Linked DNA regions of Homo sapiens: regions 2 and 3 are each linked to region 1. A link is a contact called in ENCODE Hi-C or POLR2A ChIA-PET data. All regions are on one chromosome and are shown on one strand. Each heading gives the region's core, a stretch centred on a gene start or an enhancer-like site at or near the end of the contact. The rest is flanking DNA. Distances are from core to core; before and after follow the strand shown.

Region 1 (4,499 bases), core at 747-3,246:
TCTCAGGTCCAAAGCACCAATTTATCTCCCAAACTTCAAGTTCAACTGCTGTAAATACAATCTTAACCCTGTAAGACAGCCCTCATTCCCAAATCACAACCAAATGCCAGTCTGGTCTACACCTTCCGCCATCAACAATTTTCAAATCTGTCACAATTAGGGTCTAGTCAGGCACCTTGATGCCCCTGACTGAATCTCCTCATTCCTTGTCATATTCCTGGTCACACCCACAAATCTATTACCATTCCTCGGATCCCAGATTTCAATTACTCTCATTCTCAAGGCCTTCTCATTCCAGTTGTATTTTGCATTCTCTCGGTTCAATTATAAAGATGGTAAAATCTGACACCCACCTGCCTCAACTCAAATCTTGGATGGGTCTCCAATTCAATTTTTACCTTCCTCCCCCCAAGCTTCTTAACTGGAAAATTCTGGCCTAATGACCCCCATCAAAACTGTACCCATCCCAGCCACACCCACCTAATTCTCACACCTCCACACGCCCTTCATTCCAGCTCACTCCTCAAGCAGCACACTTCATCTGTACCGCATTGCTGGCCACCACCAAATCTGCCAAGTGCCTATGCATCCCTCTGTTCCAGAGACATCCCTACCTCGGTCTCAATTTCTGGTAGTCCCTACCTATCCTGCCACCTATGTCTCCACTGTCCCTTCTGCCCAATTTCAATACTCCCGTGCCCCTTCTCCTCATCTGCCCAGATACAAGCACTGTGATTCCTCTCTCTGACCCCAACTATGACTTCCATTTCCTCCTCCAAATGCGTCATCCCCCTTCCCCGCTTAAAGCCTCCTCCTAGCTCCCCTCTCTAGACAAATCGCTGCCACTCCCCTCCCCCAATGCTGGCCCTATCTGTTCCCCTCCCCCCATACGCGTCACCCTGTCCCCTCCTCCTACCAAATCCGTCGTCGCCATCAAATCCAGAGCCCCCATCTCCGGTAAACCGATAGCATTCCCCTGCAAAAGTCTTTGCCTTCGCACTCTCCCACCAAATTAAATCACAATGCAACCCAAGACCTCCGTCTCCTCTGTCCACCCCCAGTCTGGTGTCCTTCTTTCCCTCCTAAATTTCTGGCCCTGGCGCCCACTTTGTCCCCACCCCAAGACGTTTTAAATCCATCTCTATCAAATCCAGAGCCTCCGTTCCCCTCTACCCCAATTATGTGCTCCTCATTCTCTAAACACTTTGCCTGGGCCCCCAACCTTCCTCCCCATCTCTTCACCCAAACTTCTTGCCCCTCCCCCAATTCTATTGCTTCTTCCCTCGCCCCAAATTCGCTCCCTTCCCTATCCCAAGTCCATCGTCCCCACTCCTTTATCTCCCAAATATGTTTTTCCAGCCCATCGCTCCCTCCTTGGCACTCCCCCAAATCGCTTGTTCCTTCCACCCTCTCCCGTATCTGTTATTACTCTAACCCCTTGGTCTCCTTTCTGTATCCTAAAACCCGTGACCCCTGCGTTCCCAACTCCCTCACGGCTTCCCTCCCATCCCACCCACTCGGCCCCCCAAACCCGCCGTCCCCACCCCTCTCCCCAAATCCGTCGCCATTGACTGCCCGCCCCAATCCTCCAAATCCTGGCCTGTCACCTTCACATCAGCCTCCCATCTCCCTACGGCGCCTCTGGTCCCCCACCTGGATGAGCAGCTTCACGTAGAGCAGGGGATGGCTGAGCGCCGTCACGCCCGCGCCCAGTGCCACGAAAAGAGCCTCAGTGGTCGGGGCGTTGTCCCCAGACCCCAGGCCCCCTGACCCGCCATCCATCCTGCGGGCCGAGGGCTGAGCCGCAGGCCGAGGGTGGCGAGGATGTGCGCGGTGCGCGGGCGGTGGATCGCGAGCTCGAGCCTCGACCCCCGCCGCCGCTCCGCCGCGAGCTCCGGCTCCAGCTCCGGCTCCCGCCATCCCCGCGGCACCGCCGCGAGCCCAGGGCGCCACTTCCGGGTCCGAAGCTCCCATGGCGCCCGGCGGCGAGGTCACTCCCCGTCACGTGACGGGGCCACGCCCCCTCACCGGCGTCAGGGGGCGGGGCCGGGGCGCACCACTCCAGGCCGCGGGGGAGCTCGGGAGCGTGGTGCGGCGGGTGGGACACGCCGGATGTGGCTCCCCGGCCGGTTGGAGGCCTAGCAGGACACTGGGCTGCGGGCCGGGGGTCAATGGTGGCGGGCAGCCGGGGCCCCGGGCTCGGGAGCTGTGGCGGCAGCCGCAGGCCGGGGCGCTCCCCCGGGATGCCCAGAGCACGCGGGGGCGGGGTTCGGCGCCTCTGGCTGCCAGACGTCCCCAATATGGTCTGAGGCGCTTCCAAGCCACCTCCCTGGCTTCGGGAGTTTTCTCTGCAGTTCTCTGCCCGCCCCTTTGCGGCCCAGATCCCAGTCGCCGCGGCCTGCGTGGAACTCTGCGCGAGCTGAATCTCCTGCTGCAGGACGAGCCCCGACCCCGAGCCCGATCCCCTCCGCGGTCCCAGCCTCTTTGTCCGATCGCATTTTCCATCTCCTCTGCCAGGAATGCTCTCCCAACCAGAGCAAATCCAGATGTCCCCTCGGCGACTGTGGGCACCCTCCCCAGCTGTGGAGCCTTCGCACGCCTTCCTCAGAGTCCGTGGTTGTAAAATTTGTTTTGCTCTAAAGTATTTGACTGTCTCCCTCACTAGATCCTGAGGGTTTTAGTGAGTGCCTCAGTGTGAGCACATGCAGGCACTGCTAGGCGCCTGTAGTTGATTCTTAGTTAATACAAGTGAATAATCACAACTAGACCTTAAATTGCAGGGACTATGTGACAGGCACTTTTTAAAATGCTTTATACGTGTTGATTTAAGTGTAATCGTCACAAGAACCCTGCGAGGAAGATAGGACAGCAAGTGCCCTGTTCCTGTTTGTAAACGTGCCCGACACTCTGCAACAACACCTACAACAGAACCGTGCTAGTTTTGGGGGTTCGCAATAAAAGTTTCTGTTTGAACGGATCCTAGAGTGTGCAGGGACACAGCAATGGAAGACCTGGTCCCTTTGTCTGTACTTAGTCTATAGCCAGTTCATTGTGAGAAATTTCTTTAGATCGACACCTGCCACTGTTAGTCCGGGTTTCCCAGTCTGTCCTTTCTAACTCCCTTCCTGCCTTACCCCCTAAAAAGCTACCTCCCCTCTTCCCACTCCTGATAATGAACACTATGTACTTTCCACGTTCAAAGCATGCCACACTCCCTCTCTCCCTCACCTTGGCCTCCCTAACCCAGGCTTGTCCTAGTGAAATCACTTGCAAAGCCTGCTAACCCTTTCAACTTGCTGTGTTTTCTCCATCAAACACAATTTTCATCAAACATCCCCCAGGAGCACCTTAAATGACTTCCTTTTGCCTAGGTTCTGATTTAGCTTTCTCAATAAGGACCTCAAAGTCAAGTTCCTAGTGCCACACTAACTCTCTACCCAGAAGAGGCGATAGGTTTTAGTTTGGGGGTGGGGGGTGGGGGTAGGGGAGGATGATTTACTTCCCCATCCTTCTGAAACTTCCTCACAGGAACCTTTTCCTTCTTTGGGCTTTTCGTCCCCATTTTTCTCCAACTGTCTGTTTTTCTTTCTGAACTTGGCTGTTCACCGTTGAGCCTTTTACTCTGCCTTACATGGTCACCTAACTTTGGGCCTATACTGTATTTGGCCCTTTCAAACTGTAGTTTCATGTGAAGCAGCAACTTTGTGTTGTCTTGCATTGTTTTGTATCTTCCACAACATCAGATATAGGACTATGCACATAGTACATGTTCAGTAAAGTATTTCTAAATGATCGAACAATTTCTCCAAGTGAAGAAATTGAAGGAAAAATAGATCAGCTAAACCAGTTAGACCCGTAGGGTACCAAGCAGAAGCAAATGTTAAACTGCACAATAGCTGTATTTCTACAACTCAGGGCTCACAGAGACTCCAAGAGGAAGAAAAAAAGAATCCTCACAATAAAAAATGTATGAGCCGCTCAAAGAAACGTGCCATCATGAGAGAGAATGGGCAAAACAGGAAGAACTTGAGATAATAGAACCATCTCAAAGAAAATTAAAAGGAAAGAAGTAGGTTTCAAATGAAGGCAAAGATAAATAATAGGAAGTACTAGTAAAAAGAACAGGAATTGTAAAGGAAAAAAAAAAACAGGTGTATTTGAAAAGGTGCCAAACAGAACATCTAGAAATGAAAAGTATACTCACTGAAATGATTGAATGAAAGAAAATCTTCCTCAGCAGTCAAGCTACTGAGCAACCTGGCAATAAACCTTTAGAGCTATAAAGGAGTTAGCTCTGGCCAGGCGCGGTGGCTCACACCTGTAATCTCAGCACTTTGGGAGGCCGAGGCGGGTGGATCACCTGAGGTCGAGACCAGCCTGGCCAACATGGTGAAACCCCGTCTCTACTAAAAATACAAAAATTAGCTGGGCATGGTGGCGCATGCCTGCAGTCCCAGCTACTCGGGAGGCTGAGGCAGGAGAATCAGTTGAACCCAGGA
Region 2 (4,450 bases), core at 556-3,055, 530 kb after region 1:
TTGGTGTGGGACTGAGTCCAGGCCAGGGCTATCTTGGCGGCACTGTGGTAATTAATGAGCAGTGCCCTAGGGCAGGCAGCCTGGGAGGCAGACTCAGGGCCTGGGGCTGCGCCTTTCTCCCGGCCAGCCTGGAGGCGGGAGAGGGAGAGGTTTCTGTTTGCCCAGACAACCCCCAGCAGGCTGGCTTCCTTCTCTCTCTCCCTCCCCACCACCTGCAATGAGTTGCTGCCCCAGCCCATGAGATGCACCATAGCCTTCCAGGCCCAGCAAAACCACACTCCGCCTTGTGAATCTGAGAGCCCGGATTCCCTCACTGCAACTCCGGGAAGGCAGGAACCATATCTGTCTTCCTCAGTGTCACCACCTGACACCTTCCTCAAAGGTGCTTTGGGACACAGCATATACCAATGACTGCTAGACTCTGTGGAGGAACGTTAGAATGTTCTCAAAGGTCTTGACAATGTTCTGTGGGCCTAGTGGGTCACCAGAGTTTCCCAGCAGGTGAGTTTCATGGCCAGAATTCTCCAAGCGTCCTGGGGTGTTTGGGGCTGGCTGGCATCTTCCCTTGCTTTTTTTTTTTTTTTTTTTTTTGAGATAGAGTCTCACTCTGTTGCCCAGGCTAGAGTGCCATGGCACGATCTCAGCTCACTGCAACCTCTGCCTCCCAGGTTCAAGCAATTCTCCTGCCTCAGCCTCCCGGGTAGCTGGGACTATAGTGCACACCACCAAGCCCGGCTAATTTTTGTATTTTTAGTAGAGACGGGGTTTTGCCTTGTTGACCAGACTGGTCTCGAACTCCTGGGCTCAAGTGTTCTGCCTGCCTTGGCCTCTCACAGTGCTGGGATTACAGGCGTGAGCCACCATGCCCGGCAGCATCCTCCCTTCTTTCTGCAGTGTTTGCTGAGAGCTCTAGCAGCCTGATGAGCCCCCTCCCTGTGGGCTGGAAAAGAAAGTGTGGACCCTGGCTCATCAGCAGCATGAGATATGGGATGCAGCAGGGTGACGCTTGAGAGGCCTGCTTCCCCAGCTGCTGGGCACCATTCGTGCCCACCCGGTGGGGGAGAGCCTGCGGGTCATGGGCCTAGCGACAGCCTAGCATCAGAAGGCCCTGAGCAGACTGATCTCCGTCGCCTCACAAGACAGGTCACTTCCCTCCTGAGCTTCCAAGCCTTTACCTGAGCTGTTTTCTTGTCCCTTAAGTCTGTTGGTATTGAAGTCTGGGCGGCCTGACAGCCCTGGCAGGCAGCCCAGAGGCCAGCGCCCCAGGCAGACACTCTCTCTGCCTTATTTATGCAGCTTCGCGGCCGCTGCGATTGGGTGGCATTTGTGAGCACAAAAGAGAAGACTCGGGCATTCAGAAGGCCCTTTCAGCAAAGGGCGCCACAGGCCTGCTGGCTGGAAATTCTCCTGAGATCGGTTGGAGTCTATTTGCAGGCATGCAGGCATTTCTGTTTGCTTCCTGACCCTGGCCTCCTGGGCACTGGGGCGGGGAGGGGCAGGCCTCTGCATTCGGGGACAGGAAGGAGGGGGTTGGCACAGAGGTTTCTGCCAGAGCCTCCCTGCCTGGAGGACCTGGCCTTGTGGTCTTCCCCAGGCCCATGTGCCCTGCTTGCCTGCTCTCTCACCAACAGGGTGATGAGGTGGCATCCACTGGGGTCAGTCCTGTGCCACCTGGCCTCCCCCTCCCTGCCTCTGCAGCCCGCTGAGAAGTGAACAGAAGCTGCTGCAGTGTGGCTGGGAGTCAGCTAGGAAGGGCCAACCCCCTTAACTGGTGCCCCACGTGACTGAGGCTCCTTGGTCACATCATGATCTGTGGTACCCAGATCAAAGGTCCTGCCAGCAGTGCACCAAGCCCTCCTCTTGGCAGGAAGCAGCAGACTAGAGCAAGTGAGGGAGAGTCGAAGCTGGCGGGGGGGTTTTCCCAGACAACAGCCTGTCCCGTGCTGCTCCCTGCCAGCCCCAAATCAGGAGTCCCCCCACCCCCGCACCACCGTGTTTCTAGTCCTGAGAGTGATGGGCTGGGGGATGGAGCCTCTGAAAATTCCACGAAGGTATGGTGCCCGGTCCAGGCATGCCCTGTGGCCGTCTGTTGTTGATTTTTAAATCTGTTCACCCGGGAGTCCTAGTTCAGCTCAGCAGACAGCAGTATTTGCTTATTAATTTGTTTATTGATTTACTGGGCTGTACTTGGGGCTTCTCCCGGGAAGGACTCCAGACGCGCTGTGCCGCCCAGCATCCAGCCATCCGTCAGACTCAGGTTTGAGCTTAAGATGCCACAAGGCCTGCAGCGGGCAGACCTAGAGACAGTGCAAAACTCCCGGAGGATGGACTGGGCCATGGGGCACTGGAGAGACTGAGGGCAGTCGGGGAGGAGGGAGGCTGCCTGCAGCAGCTGCAGGACACAGGCACGCGGTACCGTGTGGGAATGGCGCCCCTGGAGTTGTGCAACTGGGCACTCCTGGTTTGGGCCTCTCCCTATAGAGCAAGGGTAACAGATGTCTTCTCAGGAGAGGCCCTTCTCTGTCTCAGATCGTATTTAAGAGGCCTCCTTCCAGAGGCAGGGGATGGAGGAGAAAACCAGTCCAAGGTCTTCGGTGCCCCAGAGGCTCAGATTCATGTCTTCGGATGGGTTTTCCAACGTGCCAGGATTAAGTAAGGCGAGGGGTGTTTCTAGCAACAATTCTCTCAGCTCTTGCATAATAATGCTACATTTTTTTTAAAAACCTCTGAGGACACGTCTGTGGCTTTGTCGCCTTTCTGAGGCATATGCTGACTACAGATTGTGGCAGCAGGATGGAGGGGAGGGGAGGAGAAGCGAGAGGAGGCCGCAGTGTCAGAACAGAATTCTGTCACGGATGTAGAAAGAGCCTTGCCTGAGGACTTGTAAGAGCGAGGTGGCTATGAATGTGGACTTGGCATGAGGCAGACCTGGCGTGAATCCTGGCTCCCTCATTTATGAGCTGGGCAATCTCAGGCAAGTTACTTACCCTTTCTGTGCTTCATCTCATCCATAAAGTGAGAGTCAGCTTGTCAGCCTCATAGGACTGATGTGAGGGTTATAGACGAGACAATGTAAGAAACACATTAGTATATAATTAGTTGCTACCTCCTTATCACACATGTAAGATGGGTGATGTGATGCTTCCTGACGGAACTCTCATCCCTGAAATGAAAAGAGGGCCATGTCTGAGTAAACCCAAGGCTTCCCTTTTCAGATCCGCCTTTCTCTTTGGCTGCTCTGGACTTCCCTGGGCCTCCCTGGTGCTGTTATGTTTCCCTTTCCCTCCATGTCCAATATTAAAACCTCCTGATAGGTCTACAAGCCAGCATGGATGAACAGGAGGCCTTGGAGGATGCTGGGTGTGGACATGGGTGCTCAGGTCAGGAGAGGGAAGGGGCGGTGGGTGCCCTCAAACCCCGCTGCCTTGTGAGAGTGGAGCATGCAGGCTGAGGAGTCCCACTGCCCAGGCTCCACTCCTAGCCCTGCTGGGCACTGCCGTGCATCCTTGAGCAAGCAGCCTAATCTCCCTGTGCCTGGTTTCTGTATCTGTGTAAGGAGGCTATGATAGTACTGCACTTAGCTCGGAGGGTCGTGAGGGTAAGCCAGCTAATGCGTGTTACACACTTAAAATATGAAGCACCCAGTATAGTTCCAAGTCCTCCCCAACATCTGCCATCATTCCTACCCCCTCCCTGAGCACACCACACTCTAGCCATGTCCAGTCGTGGCCTCTTTGCCTTTGCACTTGCTGTTCCTTACCCAGGAACGTTCTTCCTCCCAACCTGTCTAAGTCTTTCTCATCATTCAGAGCTTTGTTCCACTCACTTTGGAAAAATCTTTCTCAGTCCCTTGGGATAAAATTTACCCCCCCCCCCCCCGCCGAACTCCCCAACTCTCTGCATGTATCTATCTCAGTTATAGCACTGTCTTCCCTTTCCCTCCACCTCCCACCAAAGGCCTCCCCATTCTTCGGGACTTGATGTAGATATCACTCCCTCCAGGAAGTCTTCCTAGATCCCCTCCCACTGTTCCCTCCCCTGCGTTTCCTCCCACAATACTCTGTGTCTACACATCCTCACCACACTCTGATGGATGGGTTGGTCTCTTTCTTTGTGTGCCTCCCCCAGCGGATTGTGAGCTTCTAGTGATGCGTCTGTATCAGTTAGCTTTAGCATGAGCTGTAGGTCATGAGTAGTACAACTCCAAATATTGGCTCATGCAATTTAGCAGTTTTATTCTTCTTTCGAAAGTCTGCAGTCTGGGGCTGGTTGGTGGCTTGGTTTGATATGGTCCTCTGAGGCCCAGACTCCTATTGTCTTGTTGTTCTGTGAGGGGTGACTTCCGTCTCCTCACAGTCCAATGTGGCTGCTTTAATTTCAGCCATTTCATCTACTTTTCAGTCACCTGGGGGAAGAGTGAGTGCCAGCCATCCCTTAAGGAGTTTCAGAA
Region 3 (4,555 bases), core at 1,541-4,040, 540 kb before region 1:
CTCCAGCCTGAGTGACAGGGCAAGACTCTGTCTCAGAAAACAAAAGAAAACGAACATTTAGCAAATTTAATTATTCGAGAGAGACAGTTCAAAATCTAGGGATTTTTGGTTTGTTTTTATATTTACTACATAAGCTTAGTCGGTAGAAATGAGGATTAGCTTTTTGTATGACAATTTACAATAGCTATTATTTAAAAAATATTTTTATTCTTAAGAGTCAACCTTGACCGGGCGTGGTGGCTTGCGCCTGTAATCCCAGCACTTTGGGATGCCGAGGCGGGTGGATCACGAGGTCAGGAGATCGAGACCATCTTGGCTAACATGGTGAAACCCCATCTCTACTAAAAATACAAAAAATTAGCCGGGCACAGTGGCGGGCGCCTGTAGTCCCAGCTACTCGAGAGGCTGAGGCAGGAGAATGGCGTGAACCTGGGAGGGGGATTAAGTCCAGAAGATCGAGGCTGCAGTGAGTGGTGATCACCCAGCCTGAGCAACAAAGGGAGACACTGTCTCAAAAAAAAAAAAAGAAGAAGGTTTTGGTTTCAGATACAAATAAATATCAGAGACTCGGGGTCTTGAGATACCTACATTAAATTAGAAATAAAATGATAAAAACCAGCAAACACCTATGCTTTCTGTGAATATACATTTCTCATATCCCGTCTCCTTGATGTCTGCCCAAAAAAGGTACCCAGTCTGATATGCTGTTCATTATATGAAATTTTAGCCAAAAGTTGAACCATTAACTATTAAAAGTCATGTTATCACTTATTTATTTTGGATGATGGATAACGGGTGTTTATTATATCTTTCTGTATGCTTTAATTTCCAAAATGAAAGTGTTTAAAAAATAATAATAAGACTCGGTAGTTAGCCTGATTCTCCAAACTTCAGGCCAGATTTTTGTATACCACAAATCTGCAGCCAGTGCAGTGGCTCATGCCTGTAATCCCCAAACTTAGGGAGGCAGAAGCAGGAGGATAGCTTGAGCCTAGGAGTTCAAGACCTGCCTGGGCAACAGAATAAGAACTCCATTCTCCACAAAAAGAAAAAAAAAAAAAAAAAGAAAGACAATATACAAATCTACGGGAAGGAATCTTTCCAGAAAGGAAGAATTTGTTTCAAGAACTGTTTTGCAGGAATATCAGAAGGTTTTTTATTTTTCTTTGACTCAAAGGCTGTAACACTGTACTTTATAAAAATGGAAATAAAGGCATTAGTTTGAACAATCCTCTATGCTGCTACTGTTGTAAAGTTTGGAGCCTATAACTCACTCAAATTGGTTTATAGCCATGTGTTTACTAAATCTTTTTTCATATTCCTTTTCTCCAGGCATACAGGAATTTATATCTCACAGCCTTCTTAGAGTCAGTCAGGTTGAGCCTGGTGACTAGTTCAGGACAGTGAAACGTCAGCAGAAGTGAAAAGGCCACTCACTTCTGGCAGAGGCAAAGGAGAGCCCTTACAGGATTCTCCAATCTAGCTCTTCTGCCAGCCCGGAAGTGCTGGGAGGGCAGAGCCACTGACGCAAGCAGCAGGGAAGCTGAGTCACCATGGGGACGTGAGACTGACTTACAGATGACGAGTGCAGCCTCACAGCCTAGTCCATGTTGAGATAAACACAATACAGTCCTGCATACTTTATAGTCATAAACGAGGGAGAATAGAAATGGAAAATGACCCTCTAGGCCTCTAAGACCAAATTATAATGAAAAAATTTATGTCTTCAGTTTTGAAAATTAAATTTTTTGACCCTGATAAAACAAATTTGCTATACAAGTATCCGTTAACCGTGTGAAACCTACTGAGTCAAACTATTTTCTTACATTCCTTCCACTTCAACACCAATTCTAATCCAATTCCAAATTAGTTTTCAGAGAGTCTCTTGTAAGGAAAAGGAGAATCGACTTCGAATTTTAAAATTTGTGCTATTATTAGTTTATAGAGCTTTCAACAATTTACAAATAGTTTGCATAATCAGTATATTTAATTAGTATATATAGACATATATATATATATTTGAGAGGGAACTTCACTGCAACCTCCCAGTTGCCTCCTGGGTTCAAGTGATTCTCCTGCCTCAGCCTCCCAAACAGCTAGGGTTATAGGCGCCCACCACCACGCCCGGCTAATTTTTGTATTTTTAGCAGAGACAGGGTTTCATCATGTTGGCCAGGCTGGTCTGGAATGCCCAACCTCAGGTGATCTGCCCGCCTCGGCCTCCCAAAGTGCAAGGATTACAGGCGTGAGCCACCAAGCCCGGCCTAGTGTAATTTTTAAAAGTACAAAAGCCACTAGAAACCGTGACAATAAGAACTTCCTTTTGGGTTTTCCAGCATTTGGTTCATAGGACATGGACCATATATAGATGTTTTTTGAATGCTGAAATCTTTTACTCATAACACAGTTTTCCCAGTAACTTGCTTCCGGTTGATTTAAAATTTGTAATACACCTTTGTAATAGCAGGTACCTTCATGAAACTCAGTATTTGAGAAAAATGTGGAGTTTTTCCCCCTTTCTTTTGGCCAGAATGTATATCCAGGGTAGTGACTTTCGAGCAAATGCGTTTAAGCAACTCCAGTATTCTTACTACGCTACCTCCAACCTCGCTCCACGCATGGGGAGATCAGGGTTCCACATTTTCGGGTAAGCATTAGCCGTCCTGGCGCTGCACGAGCGTATTCTACAATTCCGAAAACTACTAACTTTTCCGTCTGCAACCTTTAATAATTGAGAGGGTATGCGCAACTCAGAAAAGTGCGCCCGCTGAGGTTGGGTGCAGAGTGGACTGGAGGAAAGGCGACACCCATTTACGGTGCGGCCCCGGACGGGGTCCCCAGACACGGCCTTCCCGGCGTGCCACGCGCGGAGGGGACTCTTAACGTGAAGCGCTGGGTGACTCAGCCGCGTGGCCGCGCGGTCCGGGGCGGGGGGCGCGCGCCGCTGCGGCACAGCCGGTCCCGGCTGCGGCTTCTGGCTGCGCGGCCTGCGCGCGCCTCCCGGGCGGATTCCAGCCCCGAGCGGGACAGCGCGGCGGGGAGCGACGAGTAAGTGGCGGCGCGGTACGGTTTCGGGCGCGAAGACCGGGCAGGGAGAGTGTGGCGGCGGGCGTGGCCCGAGTCTTCCCTTTGTGGCCGAGGGGGCGTCTCCTCCGGACGCGGCGGCGGTTCGGACCCCCGAGTCGAAAGGCCGCGGGGCTGAGCTGGGCGCGAGGAACCTGTGGGCAGCGGCTTGATGGGCTCCTGTTTCCGCGCGGAGGGCAGAGTCTGGTGATCCTGGGGAGGGAGGCGACGCTGCGCCCAGGTGGTGGGCACAGCTGAAGTGTAACTTGACTGCTTGACTGCTTTTTGCAGGCCTCGGGTGGTTCATCCCGCCGGAGAGGAATGGCGAGAACCTGGAGTGTTGACTGGCAAAACATTTGCAGACGCGGTTTTTCTGGCAATTAATTGGCTCCATTAAAAATTAGGTAGTTGGTGGGGACTTCCTCCTGAACTCTGGAGCCGAGCGCATTTTGCTCGGTCTTTTCAGCCCTGTTTCCGCGTCTTCCTTCCCTGCCACCCGCAAATTGCCAGCTTTCATCCGTGGCTCTGAGTGCAAAAGAGCTGGGGAAAGCCTTAACCAGCAATTTTCTTTTAAATAAAACTTTGCTTTTTATAGCAGTGTCTTCAGGTTTAGAAGCCCAGTTCTGCACTATGAGAAAACTCTTCTATTTTGGAGTTTGTGATTCTTTCTGAAAATTCCTCAGTTGAAGAGATTTATTTTTAAATAAGAATCTAGTGAACAAACTAACATGATAAACAAGGCTGTGAAGGAACTGTTTAACCAGCTTATGAAAATATGTCCCAGAGTCCTTAGTTTTGTTCCTGTTCGCTGTGCGAGAAGTTGAGGTAGTTTTTTAATGGTCTTCAAAACAAAGTGTTGTAGTAGTGTCTGTCGGATGTGATGAATCCAGAGTCAGAGGACTTCCGCTCAAGGCCCCCACCTGAAACCCCAATTCCTAGGCCATAGTTCTGAAACAGAAGATTGTTCCTTAGTAATAAGGTTGCAGTACCCTAGCACCTCTTCCATAAATTTGATTCTAGAGATTTGTGATGGGTCCCTGAGTCTGGGATTTAAGCAAGCACCTGCACTCTTGGTCTGTTACTGATGATCCAGGGACCGACCACACGTTGACAGACACCACCTTTAGGCTGGGCTGGGAATTTTAAAAACTGCCCAACAGCCTTAACCCTTTGTCGATGTTTTCCTCCCCTGCCCTAAACCAGTCGTAGGACAAGAAGCCCTGACTCTCCAGAAGCCAATATGAGAAAAGATAGTGCTTTTTTTGACCCTGACACGGGGTAGGAAATGATTTTCATGCATATTCCGATATTGCTCTGATGGTTTAGAGATAGCCCATTAATCTTTTCCTTCTGAGGGCTGCTTCTAGTATCATCAGAGCTTAATGCCATTAGGCCAAATCTCCTCCGCCCAGCTCACTCAAGTCTCCCCATGGAACCAGGGCAGCCAATGCCATATAATTCCCATGGCCTTGACTGTCATATTATCTGGTAT

What was found. A loop is a pair of places that touch in the nucleus more often than their neighbours do. ChIA-PET counts read pairs that join two places held with the same protein, here RNA polymerase II (POLR2A). Pooled maps may share reads with other maps.
Region 2: a map of naive thymus-derived CD4-positive, alpha-beta T cell shows a loop between it and region 1 (8-fold over the local background). The contact joins the enhancer-like site here to the promoter of MTCH1 in region 1. A Hi-C loop is called at or near these places in 1 of 168 maps with a recorded cell type or tissue (naive thymus-derived CD4-positive, alpha-beta T cell) and 5 of 50 pooled maps. POLR2A ChIA-PET finds 5 or more read pairs at or near these places in 4 of 52 experiments (HEK293, activated CD4-positive, alpha-beta T cell, activated naive CD4-positive, alpha-beta T cell and 1 more).
Region 3: a map of gastrocnemius medialis shows a loop between it and region 1 (5-fold over the local background). The contact joins the promoter of PXT1 here to the promoter of MTCH1 in region 1. A Hi-C loop is called at or near these places in 1 of 168 maps with a recorded cell type or tissue (gastrocnemius medialis) and 10 of 50 pooled maps. POLR2A ChIA-PET finds 5 or more read pairs at or near these places in 1 of 52 experiments (A673).

The regions. Positions count from the first base shown.
Region 1 is chr6:36,984,200-36,988,698 of GRCh38, forward strand. MTCH1 (mitochondrial carrier 1) reads right to left here and starts at 1,997. Exons shown (of 12, transcript NM_001271641.2): 1 at 1,654-1,997. The coding sequence starts at 1,974. RefSeq lists enhancers at 1,551-2,273, 2,392-2,601 and a silencer at 1,712-2,301.
Region 2 is chr6:37,514,891-37,519,340 of GRCh38, forward strand. The region is part of intron 1 of LINC02520 (long intergenic non-protein coding RNA 2520); the gene reads left to right. Among named protein-coding and RNA genes, the nearest start is that of LINC02520, 9.8 kb to the left of the region's middle. RefSeq lists enhancers at 433-1,217, 1,218-2,002, 1,875-1,924, 2,015-2,394. Within about 2 kb of position 1,806, at least 20 of the 41 ENCODE cell types and tissues checked have a DNase peak (open chromatin) inside an H3K27ac peak, as active enhancers do.
Region 3 is chr6:36,440,064-36,444,618 of GRCh38, forward strand. It overlaps PXT1 (peroxisomal testis enriched protein 1), which reads right to left and starts at 2,791. Exons shown (of 5, transcript NM_152990.4): 1 at 2,472-2,791. It overlaps KCTD20 (potassium channel tetramerization domain containing 20), which reads left to right and starts at 2,937. Exons shown (of 8, transcript NM_173562.5): 1 at 2,937-3,048. RefSeq lists enhancers at 1,258-1,805, 3,290-3,389, 3,995-4,054 and silencers at 1,612-1,681, 2,840-3,129.